Regions from separate parts of the Homo sapiens genome. Here all the other regions are linked to region 1. Evidence: chromatin contacts called from ENCODE Hi-C or POLR2A ChIA-PET data. All regions are on one chromosome and are shown on one strand. Each heading gives the region's core, a stretch centred on a gene start or an enhancer-like site at or near the end of the contact. The rest is flanking DNA. Distances are from core to core; before and after follow the strand shown.

Evidence for each region. Hi-C counts contacts between places; a loop is a spot of excess contacts on that map. ChIA-PET counts read pairs that join two places held with the same protein, here RNA polymerase II (POLR2A). Pooled maps may share reads with other maps.
Region 2: a map of B cell shows a loop between it and region 1 (9-fold over the local background). The contact joins the promoter of HENMT1 here to the promoter of GPSM2 in region 1. A Hi-C loop is called at or near these places in 1 of 168 maps with a recorded cell type or tissue (B cell), 2 of 37 single-sample maps with no recorded cell type and 7 of 50 pooled maps. POLR2A ChIA-PET finds 5 or more read pairs at or near these places in 4 of 52 experiments (B cell, OCI-LY7, activated CD4-positive, alpha-beta memory T cell and 1 more).
Region 3: a loop to region 1 is called in a map with no recorded cell type, with 8 times the contacts of the local background. The contact joins the promoter of TAF13 here to the promoter of GPSM2 in region 1. A Hi-C loop is called at or near these places in 1 of 37 single-sample maps with no recorded cell type and 7 of 50 pooled maps. POLR2A ChIA-PET finds 5 or more read pairs at or near these places in 4 of 52 experiments (GM12878, activated B cell, activated CD4-positive, alpha-beta T cell and 1 more).

Annotation. Positions count from the first base shown.
Region 1 is chr1:108,874,052-108,878,900 of GRCh38, forward strand. GPSM2 (G protein signaling modulator 2) reads left to right here and starts at 2,934. Exons shown (of 15, transcript NM_013296.5): 1 at 2,934-3,177. RefSeq lists an enhancer at 2,590-2,689 and silencers at 2,770-3,169, 3,260-3,329.
Region 2 is chr1:108,659,202-108,664,050 of GRCh38, forward strand. HENMT1 (HEN methyltransferase 1) reads right to left here and starts at 1,892. Exons shown (of 8, transcript NM_001102592.2): 1 at 1,762-1,892; 2 at 663-761. The coding sequence starts at 683. RefSeq lists enhancers at 1,611-2,200, 2,201-2,789 and a silencer at 1,856-2,025.
Region 3 is chr1:109,073,383-109,078,231 of GRCh38, forward strand. It overlaps TAF13 (TATA-box binding protein associated factor 13), which reads right to left and starts at 2,621. Exons shown (of 4, transcript NM_005645.4): 1 at 2,539-2,621; 2 at 1,605-1,683. The coding sequence starts at 2,565. RefSeq lists enhancers at 878-1,864, 2,469-2,528, 2,629-2,878.

The sequences.
Region 1 (4,849 bases), core at 1,684-4,183:
ACCAGGCTAATAAAAAAAATTATTTTTGTAGAGATAGGGTCTCACTATGTTGCCCAGGCTGGTCTCAAACTCCTGGCCTCAAGCAGCCGTCCCACCTTAGCTTCCCAAAGTGCTGCAATTACAGGTGTGAGCACACCCAGTCCTGATATTTCTTGTTGTTTATTTTTGTTGAGCTCCAAGAGATCAGGGGCTGTGTTCTGTTGTGCTCACTACTATATTCCCTGTACCTAGAACAGCTCCTGACACACAGCAGAAGTTTAATACATACTTGCTGAATACTGTAATGAATAAGCTGAGAGCTGAGGATGAAAAGAAGCCAACCATTTAAAGAGCTTGGGGAAAATCTAGGCAGGGAGGAGGTCCTGAGAGAACCTTGAGGCTTAGTCCATTCTAGGGCATGAAGAATGCCCTGTGTACTTGGAGGAAAGTGAGGCAGCAGGAGGAAAAAATAGGAGAGAAGAGAGAAATTGGCAGGGGCAAGATGGCTTAAGGCCTTTTCCCCCACAGGAAGTTTGGATTTTATTTTAAATTAAATGGGAAATCACTAAAGGTTTACGAGTACGAGAGTGACATAATCTGACTTATGCCATTTAAAAGATATTTTTCAATTTGAGTGATTAGGAAGATGGAAGTAACTAATATCAGAGATAGAAATCACATATGTAAGAGAAGATTTGCAGGGGGTAAATAATTCTGGACATGTTGAATGTAATGTTGTACTTCTGGCTGGGTGAGGGGGCTCATGCCTATAATCTCAGCACTTTGGGAGGCCAAGGCAGGAGGATCCTTTGAGCCCAGGAGTTCAAGACCAGCCTGGGCAACATAGTGAGACCTTTTCTCTACTGAAAAAATAAAAATAGCCAGACATAGTGTCAAGCTCCTGTGGTCCCAGCTACTGGGGTGTAGGGGAGGGGTGAGATCGGAGGATCACTTGGCCCTGGGAGGTTGAGGCTGCTGTGCAGTGATCTCCAGCCTGGGTGACAGAGGGAGGTCCTGTCTCTCTCTCTATATATATAAAATTTCCTTTGTGGCTTTCACAGTATCCATACTTTAAAAGAATTTATAATTAAGAAGGAATTAATACCTACCTCTGAAACAGTACAGCCAACCAATTCCATTGTTATTTACAAGAACCTGATATTAAAGATGGTTGTAACGATAATAGGTATCAAGTATGGAGCAGTTTCTATGTGTCAGGCCCTATGTCAACCACTTAACAACCTTACCTCACAGAAGCATCATAGCAACCCTTATTAGAAGAGGCTTTATTATGTTTTACAGGTGGGGAAACTAAGACTAAAGAAGATAACTCATTCAAGGTCAATCAGCAAGTAAGTAGCAGAATTGGAACTCAAACCCAGGTCTAGTTTGATGATAAAGCTGTTCCTTTAAGCAATTTGCCATAACATGCACCTAATGGGAAATGTTGCTTGGATCACTGGTTATGGCCATCATTCACGGAGATACTGAACCCGGAGTTTTCTTTAACATAGCCTTTACCCTGTAGAAACATTTAAACTTCATTTCAGAAGAGAAATATCTATTTGAAAAATAATCTAAGTAAATTCATCAGATGCTTTACCCCAGAGAGACTCTGGTCTTGGTATTTTGGTTTTTGTTGTTGTTTGAGACGGAGTCTCGCTCTGTCGCCGAGGCTGGAGTGCAGTGGCGCGATCTCGGCTCACTGCAACCTCCGCCTCCTGGGTTCAAGCAATTCTCCTGCCTCAGCCTCCCGAATAGCTGGGATTGCAGGCGCCCACCACCAGGCACGGCTAATTTTTGTATTTTTAGTAGAGACGGGGTTTCACCATTTTGACCAGGCTGGTCTCCAACTCAGGTGATCCCCCCGCCTCGGCCTCCCAAAGTTGCTGGTATTACAGATGTGAACCACCGCGCCCGGCCGGTATTTTGTGAAGAACAAACTATAAGGTGACTACTATTTTGGGGTCACCTTGACATGGAGGAGAGGTGAATGGAAATAAAACTTATTCTTCCCAGTGTCTTTAGAATGTAGGCGCTGAAACTGAGTGAAACTGAGTAAAACTGCCACCCAATTTTCCTGGGAACCAGCGATTCTGTAGTCAACAGAAGTTTGCTTTTCCAACAGCTGGAAACGCCAGGGTTGGGCACAGCCTCAAGAACTGAGGCTGCCTTGTTCAGACTTTCACACGGTCCCTCTGTTCCTTCCACAGAGGCCTCTTTTTCTTCTATATCCCGCATCTGCCGCTTGGGACACTCATTCTGTAGCGCAGCACCAAGTCTTCCAAAAAGGCGGCGCTGGTTTTGCGCTCCTTTTTTAAAGGGATCTAGGCCAGCCTCTATCTGAACTCTGTACGATGTTTTTTGTTTGTTTGTTTTGTTTTGTTTTTGAGATGGAATTTCGCTCTTGTTGCCCAGGCTGGAGTGCAATGGTGCGATCTCCACTCACGGCAACCTCCGCCTCCCGGATTCAAGCGATTCTCCTGCCTCAGCCTCCTGAGTAGCTGGGATTAAAGGCATGCGCCACCACTCCCAGCTAATTTTGTATTTTTAGTAGAGACGGGGTTTCTCCATGTTGGTCAGGCTGGTCTCGAACTCCCGACCTCAGGTGATCCGCCCGCCTCGGCCTCCCAAAGTGCTGGGATTATAGCCGTCCGTCACAGCGCCCGGCCAACTCTAGACAATATTTATTGCTCTACTTTTTAGTGTCTGAAGAAGAAAGAAGAGGACAGGAAAGAAACTTCAGTCTGAGGGTTGAGGACACGTCCCGGAGCAGAGGAGGACCAAGCTCCCAAGCCCCCTGTCACCTTGACACGCAGACGGTTCCCCAGGACTGCGAAGAGGGGGGCAACCAGCGCCCCGCCCCGCCCCGCTGCGCCGCCCGCCATTGGCCGGTCCGAAAGACGCGGGGCGTTGTCGGTTTGAATGAGAGCGCCTGGAGCCGGGGCGCAGGCGCAGAGGAGGGCGGTGTTGAGACCGGCGGAGCGGCGGGACCCCTAGGTGGCGGAGGGACGCTCCGGGAAAGCGAGGGGCGCTACGAGCTCTGGCCCACGTGACCTGCCGGGGGCGGGAGCAGGGGGCGCGCCGGCCTCCTGCGGTGCCCCTGCCTTGGGGAGGGGCCGTGACCACCCGTCTGTCGCCCGAGGCGGCCGCCGCTGCACCTTCACCGCGTACCCGGGACCCGCCCGCCCGCGGGAGGTGAGCGCTTCCGCGACGCGGGTTCTGAGGCGTTTGAGGGGCTCTCGGAGGGAGGTGACAGGGAGGGGTGCGTGTGCGTGCGTGTGGGGCTTCTGTGTCCAGAGGTCTGGGGGTGACGTCCTTTGTTTTGGGCAGGAGGCGGGCTGGGGGCTTGCGGGACCTGTGGGCGCTGCGGGGACGCGGCGTCGATGCTCAAGAAACCAGAAACTCGGCTTGAGGAGTTGCTGCTTTTTTGTCGGAAGGTCTTCAAATGAGAGTAAAGCGTTAAGAGCCTCACTCCTGAGTCTTTTTTTTTTTTTAAGATAAAAACTATACTAGAGTCCAGCGACTTCTTACCACTCTGAATGTGAGTAACAAATTGTGAATCAAAGCCCGAATCCCCGTGGAATTCATTCCGAGGCTGATTGCAATCACTTGGAGTCGGGCGCGTCCTACCTAAACCAGGCAGTTTATGGCAAATACCTGCCTTGACCGTGCTTAAATTAGTGAACTTTTGGGCACCAACTGGTCGATTTACCATAGAAATTGGTAGTTGCTGCAAAAAGAGTAAGTAAACATAAAACGTTAAGAAAACTCTTTCCTGAAATCTATAGAATACCTTCGAATAAAAAAAAATCTGTAATTTCCTTGTTTTAATAGTAACCAGTTAGAGCATTTGAACTAGTAGCATTTGAACTCTGTTAAAGAAAACGAGTAAGGATGGAAATTTTATTGGCCTTAATGCATAATTTAACCACACCGTAGAATTAAACGAAGTAGGTTCTTGGCTTTCCTTTCTATCGGGTTTGCATTGGAGCGTTCGTGGGGTGTGTTGGAAGTCAGCAGGACCAACAGAGCTGAGTTTTCAAGCTGCCACTTTAGAAGGGTGTACCGAAGATTTCTGGCCTGATAATAGCCGGTGTGATTGCTTCTGATAAATACCACTTTTGATTGGGTTCTCACTATTCAGGAGCAGCTTTAGTTGATTGTTTAGAAGTGAATAAACAACATTAAAAAGGGTAGATCACTGTTGGTTGACATGGTGTGTGTAAGGAGAGGGGGGCCTCAGGGATTAGGGGTGGTCTCACACCTACTTCTCTTTACAACTACCACGGAGTCGTTTTCGCAAGCTATTTCCCAGGCTATTACTTATAATTTAAGTATTGGAGCGGTTTCAAAGTAAAAAGTTGTGTGATGTTGTTGTAGAGGCATGTCTCCAAAATCCTCTCTGGCCAGATAAGCAGTTTAATTGTATTTTCTTACATTCTTAAATCAGATATTCGGTGTTACAAACATATTTTAATATAGATCTGAGACTTGCTTACTAGACTAATTAAAACAGTGATAAGATATAGTAGTTTTAAAAATGACCTTTTCATAAACATAAAATATTTCTAAGATCTATCTTTAGAAATTTGTAATTAGTTCTCTGGAATTTTAAAATGGAAAATCTGACATAGATTTAGGTTATTCTAAATTTATTTGAATATATATTAAATATGTCTATTTTATAATAACAGTTACTGTTATTACTACAGCACTATGTTGAGTACTTTTGTTATGTATCAGAGCCAGGTGCTGGGTCAGGTGCTTTATAAATCATGTCTGTAATTATCACAGCACATTTTAGGTAAGTGTCATTATGCCCACACCAACTGAGAGTTTAGCGTAAGATCATATAACTAATAAGTCA
Region 2 (4,849 bases), core at 642-3,141, 220 kb before region 1:
CCCAAGTTATTCCAAACATACTTTTTTCCAATAATGTAATCAAATATCCAATTTTAAACTTAAAATTAAAAATGAAGTTATGAGCCCAGGTGGTCAGCGTTGCAGTTAACCGTGACTGGGCAAGTGCATTCCAGCCTGGGCAACAGAGCAAGACCCTGTCTTAAAAAAAAAAAAAATTAAAGTTCGGTTCCTCAATTCCACTAGCCACATTTCAAGTGCCCACTTGCCATGTGTAGCTACTGGACAGCAGGGAGCTACACCCTAGGTACTCCCAATGTGGTTTCCAAACCAGTGGCATCTTCACCTAGAAACTTTAGAAACACAAAAGCTTGGGCCTCACCCTAGACCTCCTTAAACAGAATCTGCAACTTAACAAAATCCCCAGGTGATCCATATACACAACCACATTGGGGAACACTACTTAGAGTGTTTTTAAAATAGATTTTGCTACTTTAACACCTAGTGATAAAAGTAAAAACATTTATTTTACTTACATACACCAAATGTGACTCTTTCATCTATGTATACCCTTGTTTACCTCAACCAACACCCCGGGAAATGCTAGGACCTAAATGTGATCAATTTTGTTTGCAATTATCTCACAATACATCCAGGTGATAATTCTTAAGAGTCAAAGACGCAGCTAAGAAGGGTGGCATTACCTGTAGATTATTTTCTTCCATTTTGTTTCGAAGTTTTGTTGAAACAAAAATGAAGATTTATCCTTCAAGCTCTATTTGAGAGAATCAGCACTGACTCAGCTGTAATAAATACAAAACCGTTTTTGTAAAGCGATACCTGAAAGAAATAGCTGCCTAGTTCAGAAGGGAAGAACGAAAGCCTCTTTCTTACTCCTTACTACAGTATATAATTTAAATAGAACGCTTAAAAGTAAATAATGAATTCACCTCTGAGTACTCAAAAAAAAAAAAAAAAACACGAAAGCAGGACTCGAACAGATATTTATACACCGAAGTTCATAGCATTATTCACAATAGCCAATCTGTGGATTAAATGTGGACTACCATTTAATCCACAGAATGTATCCAGTATTTTTTCAGACATTCGCAAACAGGCTCAGAAAGCGTAACTTTTCACTACGTCAAACCCTACTAAGAGCGAAAACAGCCATCCTTTCCCTTTACTATCATGAATAGTTCAACTAGATACAAACGGAGCAATCTTAGGAGTTCTGCCCATTTCATTGCTAAGACCCTCAACTTCAAATTTTTTCAAAAATTTTTCCACACATCGTCAAAATGAAATTTCGAGGGGGAAAAAAAGTGTCCTTGATAAACTAGAGATGCTCCAACATCTATTCAATTCACTCACGAACTTGAATTTAAATTTTAGTTCTCTATTGCACATGTGTCTCCAACAACTAGACTTTAATCTGGAATCTAGGCAACATGTTAGTCACCAACTTGTATTAAGAAACCCTGGCCGGGCGCGGTGGCTCACGCCTGTAATCCCAGCACTTTGGGAGGCCGAGGCGGGCGGATCACGAGGTCAGGAGATCGAGACCATCCCGGCTAAAACGGTGAAACCCCGTCTCTACTAAAAATACAAAAAATTAGCCGGGCGTAGTGGCGGGCGCCTGTAGTCCCAGCTACTTGGGAGGCTGAGGCAGGAGAATGGCATGAACCCGGGAGGCGGAGCTTGCAGTGAGCCGAGATCCCGCCACTGCACTCCAGCCTGGGCGACAGAGCGAGACTCCGTCTCAAAAAAAAAAAAAGAAAAAGAAAAAGAAACCCTGCTCACTGAAACCAACGCTTCTGTCTTTGTACGGGCCGTCGCTTCCATCATCCTGCGGTAAGCAGCATGCCCAACCGAAAAAACAAAGCTCGTCGCGGAGCCGCCAGCGTCCTCAACTCAGCGCCGCCCTGACGCCCGCGCACGCACGGCCTCGCTGCGTGACGCTACCGCCGCGGCTACGCCGGCGCCCGCACCCGCGCCTCGGCCTCCCCGCGGGGCTCGCCAACCTCGTGCGCTCTCACGGTCGGCCTTGGGCCCCGGGAGCCTCATGGTGCGCCGAGCTCCGTCCCTCTAGGCTCTCAGTTCCAAGGCGTCGGTTTTGCGTCTCGTAACGGCCGCTGTGGCGCATGCCCAGAAGCCATTTTCAAGGTCCTCTTCCGAACCTTGGCGAGGACCCCTGCGCCTGCCGCGCCGTTGACCCCGCTAGCGTGCGGCTGCGACGCGGCACGGTACGGCAGCTGTTGGCGAAGGCCCCCAACTCCGAGCGCGTCCGCAGACCGCGAGCCGGAAGGCGGCTTGGGCGGCTGTTGAGTTCGTGGCGCTCCCGAGGCGTGGCAAAGGCCTAAAAACGGTCCTGGCCAGCGGAAGGCGGCAAGAGGAGCAGCAAGGCTCCACGCGAGGCGGCCGGCGGCTGGAGTCCCAGTCAGCCTCCGCTTTCATCCCAGAGCAGTCCACGGGGGCCTTAAAGGAATGTAGGCTGGGTGAAGTTGGCCCAGTGACACCTGCGTTCAGAAAAACGTTCTTTCCGCTCCCAACGCCCCCTCTCCACCGCCACCCGACCCCCGAAATAGTTTTCCCCGAGTGTTGTGGATAGAACTGTTGATCTCTTGGAAAAGTTATTGTATCCTGCCATCCTTCCCTCTGGAGACTCCACTTAATATATATAAGTACTTTCTTTCCTGTATATGATGGAAGAGTATTAGGGGGGTGAGGGGAGGGACGAAGCTGCCTTCTTTAGGGAAAAAAGATTGACTTATATTTTGAAAGATGCAAAAGCTGGTGTTTTTGCTACTGAATTAATAGCCTATTAATATGCCACAAATGATATATTGGAACTGTATTTTCAAACATTTAACGCCTGCTGTATGCAAAGCACTATGCTGACAGCTTAAGGGTACCACAATGATAAATTACACCAATCTTGTTTTTGGCATTTTGGGGAGTCTAGTGTCATAGGTAAAGAAGTACATAACTAACAATAAGCTTCAAAAATTCAATCATAAGGCCCGGCACCGTGGCTTCCGCCTGTAATCCCAGCACTTTGGGGGATCACTTGAGCCCCGGAGTGTGAGACCCCGTCTCTACCAAAAAAAAAAAGAAATTAGCTGGGCATGGTGGTGCCTGCCTGTGGTCCCAACTGTTTGGGAGGCTGAGGCCGGAGGATCACTTGACCCCAGGAATCTGAGCCTGCAGTGAGCTATGATTGCACCACTGCACTCCAGTCTGGGCGACAGAACCAGACCATGTCTAAAAAGAAAAAACACTCAGTGATAATTTCACATTACAGTTTGAGAGGTTCCTGTTGACTTGGGGAAACTAGTTTTAGCAGACTTCATTAAAGGAGTGTACACCTTACTACAGGATGTAATTTAAAATAGAATGTTTAAATAATAAATTCACTTCTGGGTATATACTCAAAGCAGGAATTCAAACAGGTATTTGTACACCAAAGTTCGTAACAGCATTATTCACAGTAGCCAAAATGTGGAAACAACCCAAATGTCCATTAAAGGATGAATAAACAAAATGTGATATACATACAATGGAATATTCAGCCTTTATTTTTCCAATCAGAGTTTCAGGAAAATCAACCTTTAAAAGGAGTGAAATTCTGACATTTGCTGCCACATGGATGAATCTTGATGATGATATGCTGAGTGATATATAATCAGTCACGGAAGGACAAATACTGCATGATTCAATTTATATCAGGTACCTAGAGTAGCCAAATTCATAGAGACAAAGTAGAATGGTGGTTGCTACGGGCTGAGAGGAGGAGGGAATTGAGAGTTGTTTAATGGGTGATGGAAAAGTTTTGTAGATAGGATGGTTGCACTGAATGCCACTGAACTTAAAAATTGTTAAAGTGGTTTTATGTATATTTACCACAGTTTCAAAAATTTTAAGGAAAACATAAAAGCTATCATCTATACAGCATTCCTGGATCTAGGGTTTTTGCCTCCCCTGCTGGTTAGCCCATTTATGAACTTGAGCTCCTCATGTCCATTCCCTCTCCAAATTTGCCTATTTCATCATTCTCCTGGCCTCCTACTCTTATTAGAGTCTGAAAAATCATCCTTGGCTCTGTCCATTTTTGTCCTTCCCACACTTGGACAATCACCAAATTTTGACTTCTTCAAGCTGTCATCTACCATCTGTTCCTTCCCACAGCTAATAGCTTAGCCTTGTCATCTCATTTTGTCATTATAACTCATCTTTCCTTCGTACACAAGGTAAGTCCTACTGAGTTATAGACCATGTAACGTCTTTTAGAGTGGATTTTAAGTCAAATAGGCCTTAAATCCAGATTTTACTATTACTGCATAACCTTTGGAAGTTGCATCCTCTCTGAGTGTTAGGGGGTTTTTTTAAGTTAAAAAATGAGAAATGATTACTTATTTGGTAAATGTGTATAGAGTATTTATTATGGATCAAGTACTTGTTTGAATTTAAAAGACAGATAAAGATCCTTTCATAGCTTTTACAGTCCAGCAGGTGTAGGTGTCTGGCACACAATAGGTAATCAAGAGTTATCCTGGGCTGAGTGAGGTGGCTCATGACTGTAATCCCAGCAGTTTGGGAGGCTGAGGCAGGAGGATGGCTTGAGGCTAGGAGTTCAAAACCAGCCTGGGCAACATAGCGAGACCTGTCTCTACAAAGAAAAAAAACATTATCTGGCCATGCTGGCGGGCACCTGTACTCCTAGGTACTCAGGAGGCTGAGGCAGGAGGATCGCTTGAGCCTGGGAGTTTGAGGCTGCAGTGAGCTGTGATCATGTCACTGCACTCCCTGGGCAACAGAGTGAGACCCTGTCTAACAAAAAATTAATTTCAAAATTTAAAATATTTTTTAATATTTTAAAACGGAGTCTGGT
Region 3 (4,849 bases), core at 1,371-3,870, 200 kb after region 1:
CAAAAAAAGCTCTCCCTCCCCCTCCCCCTCGTCTGCGTCTCCCGCTTTCCACCGTCTCCCTCTGTTGCCGAGGCTGGACTGTACTGCAGCGATCTGGGATCGTTGCAGCCTCCCTGCCTGACTACAGGCGTGCGCCGCCACGCCTGACTGGTTTTTGTATTTTTTGGTGGAGACGGGGTTTCGCCGTGTTGGCCGGGCTGGTCTCCGCTCCTGACCTCGAGTGATCTGCCCGCCTCGGCCTCCCGAGGTGCCGGGATTCCAGACGGAGTCTCGCTCACTCAGTGCTCAATGCTGCCCAGGCTGGAGTGCAGTGGCGTGATCTCGGCTCGCTACAACCTCCACCTCCCAGCTGCCTGCCTTGGCCTCCCAAAGTGCTGAGATTGCAGCCTCTGCCCGGCTGCCACCCCGTCTAGGAATTGAGGAGCGTCTCTGCCTGGCTGCCCATCCCCTGGGATGTGGGGAAGCACCTCTGCCCGGCCGCCCCGTCTGGGATGTGAGGAGCGCCTCTGCTCGGCCGCTACTCCGTCTGGGAGGTGAGGAGCACCGCTGCCCGGCCGCCACCCCGTCTGGGAGGTGAGGAGCGCCTCTGCCCGGCCACGACCCCGTCTGGGAACTGAGGAGCGCCTCCGCCAGGCCGCCCGCATCTGGGAAGTAAGGAGCCCCTCTGCCCTGCCGCCACCCTGTCTGGGAGGTGTACCCAACAGTTCATTGAGAACGGGCCATGATGACGATGGCGGTTTTGTCGAATAGAAAACGGGGAAATGTGGGGAAAAGAAAGAGAGATCAGATTGTTACTGTGTCTGTGTAGAAAGAAGTAGACATAGGAGACTCCATTTTGTTCTGTACTAAGAAAAATTCTTCTGCCTTGGGATGCTATTAATCTATAACCTTACCCCCAACCCCGTGCTCTCTGAAACATGTGCTGTGTCCCCTCAGGGTTAAATGGATTAAGGGCGGTGCAAGATGTGCTTTGTTAAACAGATGCTTGAAGGCAGCATGCTCGTTAAGAGTCATCACCACTCCCTAATCTCAAGTACCCAGGGACACAAAACACTGAGGAAGGCCGCAGGGTCCTCTGCCTAGGAAAACCAGAGACCCTTGTTCACATGTTTATCTGCTGACCTTCTCTCCACTATTGTCCTATGACCCCGCCAAATACCCCTCTCTGAGAAACACCCAAGAATGATCAATAAATACTAAAAAAATTAAAAAAATAAAATAAAGCAAAATAAAAACACACAAAAAAAATTAGGTGGGCGTGGTGGCCGGCGCCAGTAGTCCCAGCTACTCAGGAGGCTGAGGCAGGAGAATGGCATGAACCCGGGAGGCGGAGCTTGCAGTGAGCAGAGATTGCGCCACTGCACTCCAGCCTGGGCGACAGAGCGAGACTCCGTCTCAAAAAAAAAAAAAAAGCAATTTATACACACACACACAATTGGGGTTAGGATTGGTACTATCTGATTCAAAAGTTAAACAGAATTTGATAGGCTAGTCTGAGAATATTATCCCTACAGGGAAACATTCAAAGCAATAAAGCTACTTTGAAAGGACATGTCCAAAAGTTTTCATCATCTATAACAAAATCATTGTCAAATACTACTTACATTCTTTAGAAAAAAGTCTCTTTCTTTTACCCTGTCCACCTTCTGCACCTCCTCCAATTTCTTCATTTTCTTCCTCAAACTAGAAGTTAAAATGTATATATAGAAATGTCAAATAATTGCCTTGCATTTGATATTTTAATAATGACATTTTTTTTTCCTTTTCAACAGATAGGCCAGAAAGCCAAAGGAAGCAGCAAAAAAAAAAACCACGAAACCTTAGCATTGAAGGAGCCTATGTATCTAGTCCAACTTCCAACTCATGCAAAAATGGCTTCTACAATGTTCCTAACTAATAATCCTACTGCTTCTACTTGTAAGAGTTCCAATGACCATAAGTTTTATTTTTAAACAACTAAGGTGGCCTATTACTACTGTTACTGTTAAACAGTTGATACTGAATCAAAGTCTACCTTTGTAGACTTTGTAGTAAGCAAAACTAATATTTCCTATGCATTTGCTTATACAGTGCTAAAAACGTTCCTTAAGTAAGCCCGTAACCCTATTTTATAAAAAGAAAACTGATGTTCAAAGTTAAATAACTTGCTCAGAGAGAATGGAAATTTTGAAATCCAGGCTGTCTGACTTTCAATGCATTCTTTTCCCATTACTTCACAGTAAGTACAGTTTTGTTAACAATTGAACTGTTGGCTCATAGTGCGCGCTAATAGATGTTAGTTTTGATCTCTGATGATTCTGTACGTGTTTCAGTGTCTGGCAAATACAGACCAAAATCAAGGGGAAAGGGGTCACAAAACCTACTCTTCCTTCATGTCCTTCCCCACTTTCTAAAATGATCAATCCTTAGGGCGTGAAGTCCCCGAACTCTGTCCGCTGAATTCACTAAGGCAAGCAGACCCGATCCTGAACTCTGCCTCCGCTACTGAGCCCGAAGGAGTGAAGAAAAGACAGGTTTTGGACAGAGACGGTCACTCACCGTGGGGTCTTCTTCCTCATCTGCCATCCCACTAGCACGCCAACTCACAGCGTCCTGCCGGCTGGCTCCCAGCTGGTTACACTACTTCCGCCGCCTCACTTCCGGTGACGCGCGGGGCCGTAGCTGGGCCTAGCCCTCTGCGGCCTGCGGGAGGACGGTGGTGCTTTCCGGCCTAGCGGCGGAAATGCGACAGTCTCTAAGGGAGGAGGCCGGAGCGCCTCCCTGTAATCCCGAAGGAATTGAAAACTAACAAAGAAAAGGAAATCACGGGCTAGGTCGCGAGTATCTCGTTGTCACCCTGAATTTGCTACTGCGTATTGAATCACAGCTTCTTGTTTGGGGACTGCGAAGCTATGGATCATAGGAGGGCAAGCCAGCAGTCCTTTATCAGACAAATATGCTTTTAAATCATTTTAAAGATTTGTAGTTCCACTGTTTCTAAGCACTGTGTTAATTATTGGGGATACTGTGCTTCATCACAAATTTCCAAGAGATGGTGTCCCGAGACTAAGCATTTAAAATTTTGTGAAGGTTTTTTGATTTTTTTTTTTTTTTTTTTTGAGACGAAGTCTCACTCTGTCGCCCAGGCTGAAGTGTGCAGTGGCGCGATCCCGGCCCACTGCAACCTCTGCCTCCCGGGCTCAAGTGATTCTCCTTCCTCAGCCTCCCGAGTAGCTGGGATTACAGGCGTGCGCCACCATGCCCGGCCTTATTTTTGTTTTTTTGAGACACAACCTCACTGTCCCCCGGGATGGAGTGAAGTGGCGCAATCAGGGTTCACTGCAGCCTAGACCTGCTGGGCTCAAGCCATCCTCCCACCTCAGCCTCCAAGTAGCTGGGATTACAGGCGCACACCACCAATGCCCAGCTAATTTTTGTATTTTTAGTAGAGATGGGGTTTCCCCACATTGCCCAGGCTGGTCTGGAACTCATGGCCTCAAGCGATCTGCCCCGCTCTGCCTCCCAAAGTGCTGGGATTACAAGTGTGAGCCACCGTGTCCACCGGGGAAGGCTTTTGGTCAGAACAATGGCTGGCAAAACCACAGGCATCGGAAGGCCAGAGCTAGGGATATAATATAAATGTCCCTACAGTGTAACAGATGATGCTACATAAAGAAAATCCCGTAATACACACGATTTCTGAATGTCCTGCTGAACATTCGGTGAGTGAAAACTAATTATCTGAGAGTTGAACCTATCTTTGTTAATAAACACAAAGCGGCCGGGCGCAGTGGCTCACGCCTGTAATCCCAGCACTTTGGGAGGCCGAGGTGGGCGGATCACAAAGTCAGGAGATCAAGACCATCCTGGCCAACATGATGAAACCCCGTCTCTATTAAAAGTACAAAAATTAGCTGGGCGTAGTGGCGCACGCCTGTAATCCCAGCTACTCGGGAGGCTGAGGCAGGAGAATCGCTTGAACCCGGGAGGCAGAGGTTGCAGTGAGCCGGGATTGTGCCACTGCACTCCAGCCTGGTGACAGAGCGGGACTCCACCTCAAAAAATAAAAATTAAAAAAATAAACACAAAGCATTTTCCCACACTTTTAATGTACGTTGAAGTTTCTAGGAATGTTATTACCCCAAAATTGAATAGTAATTGTATTTTGTTTGGTCTGGAATTCATTAAGAGCTGTGTACCATTTCAAGAAATAACGTCACCAAAAGCAACATCACTTGTAATAATTTGAATAGTGAATAATGAAAAAATAACTTTGATTTGAGGAATGTGAGTTAAATTATTAGGCCCAAAGAGGCATTAAAATGAGAGGCAATCACATCCTGCTTGCCCCCTTTTGAGCTATGTATTTATGTCTTAAAACCGCTTGCTATTGCCACAAGTATTAGTTATAAATTAGCCTAATTATGCCCCATCAGACACCATATCGCACACCCTATAGCTTGATAATGTTTAGCCAATTACTAATCAATGTTATTTTTGTGAACCAATGAGAACTCCTTAAAGACAACTTTGTATCAGCCCACTCCCTGTCCTCATTCTTTTCCTTTAAAAATCCACTTGTACCTGCTGCTAATCTTAGAGTGTATATTCTAGGCAACTTTATGCTGCTGAGTTGTAATCCTCAAGTTTGGCCCAAATAAACTCTCTATTTATATTAATTTTGCCTCAGCTTCTTCCTTTTAGGTCGACAATACTCACCCAAATCAGTCTGCATTCAAAGCAATTCTACATATAGGTAGAAGCATCTGAAATCTTCATTATCCCCCCCTAGTGCCATCATACCTGAGTATTTATATATTGAAACAAATGTTACTATTTTTACTTTACTTTTATATTACCTTTATGCCTG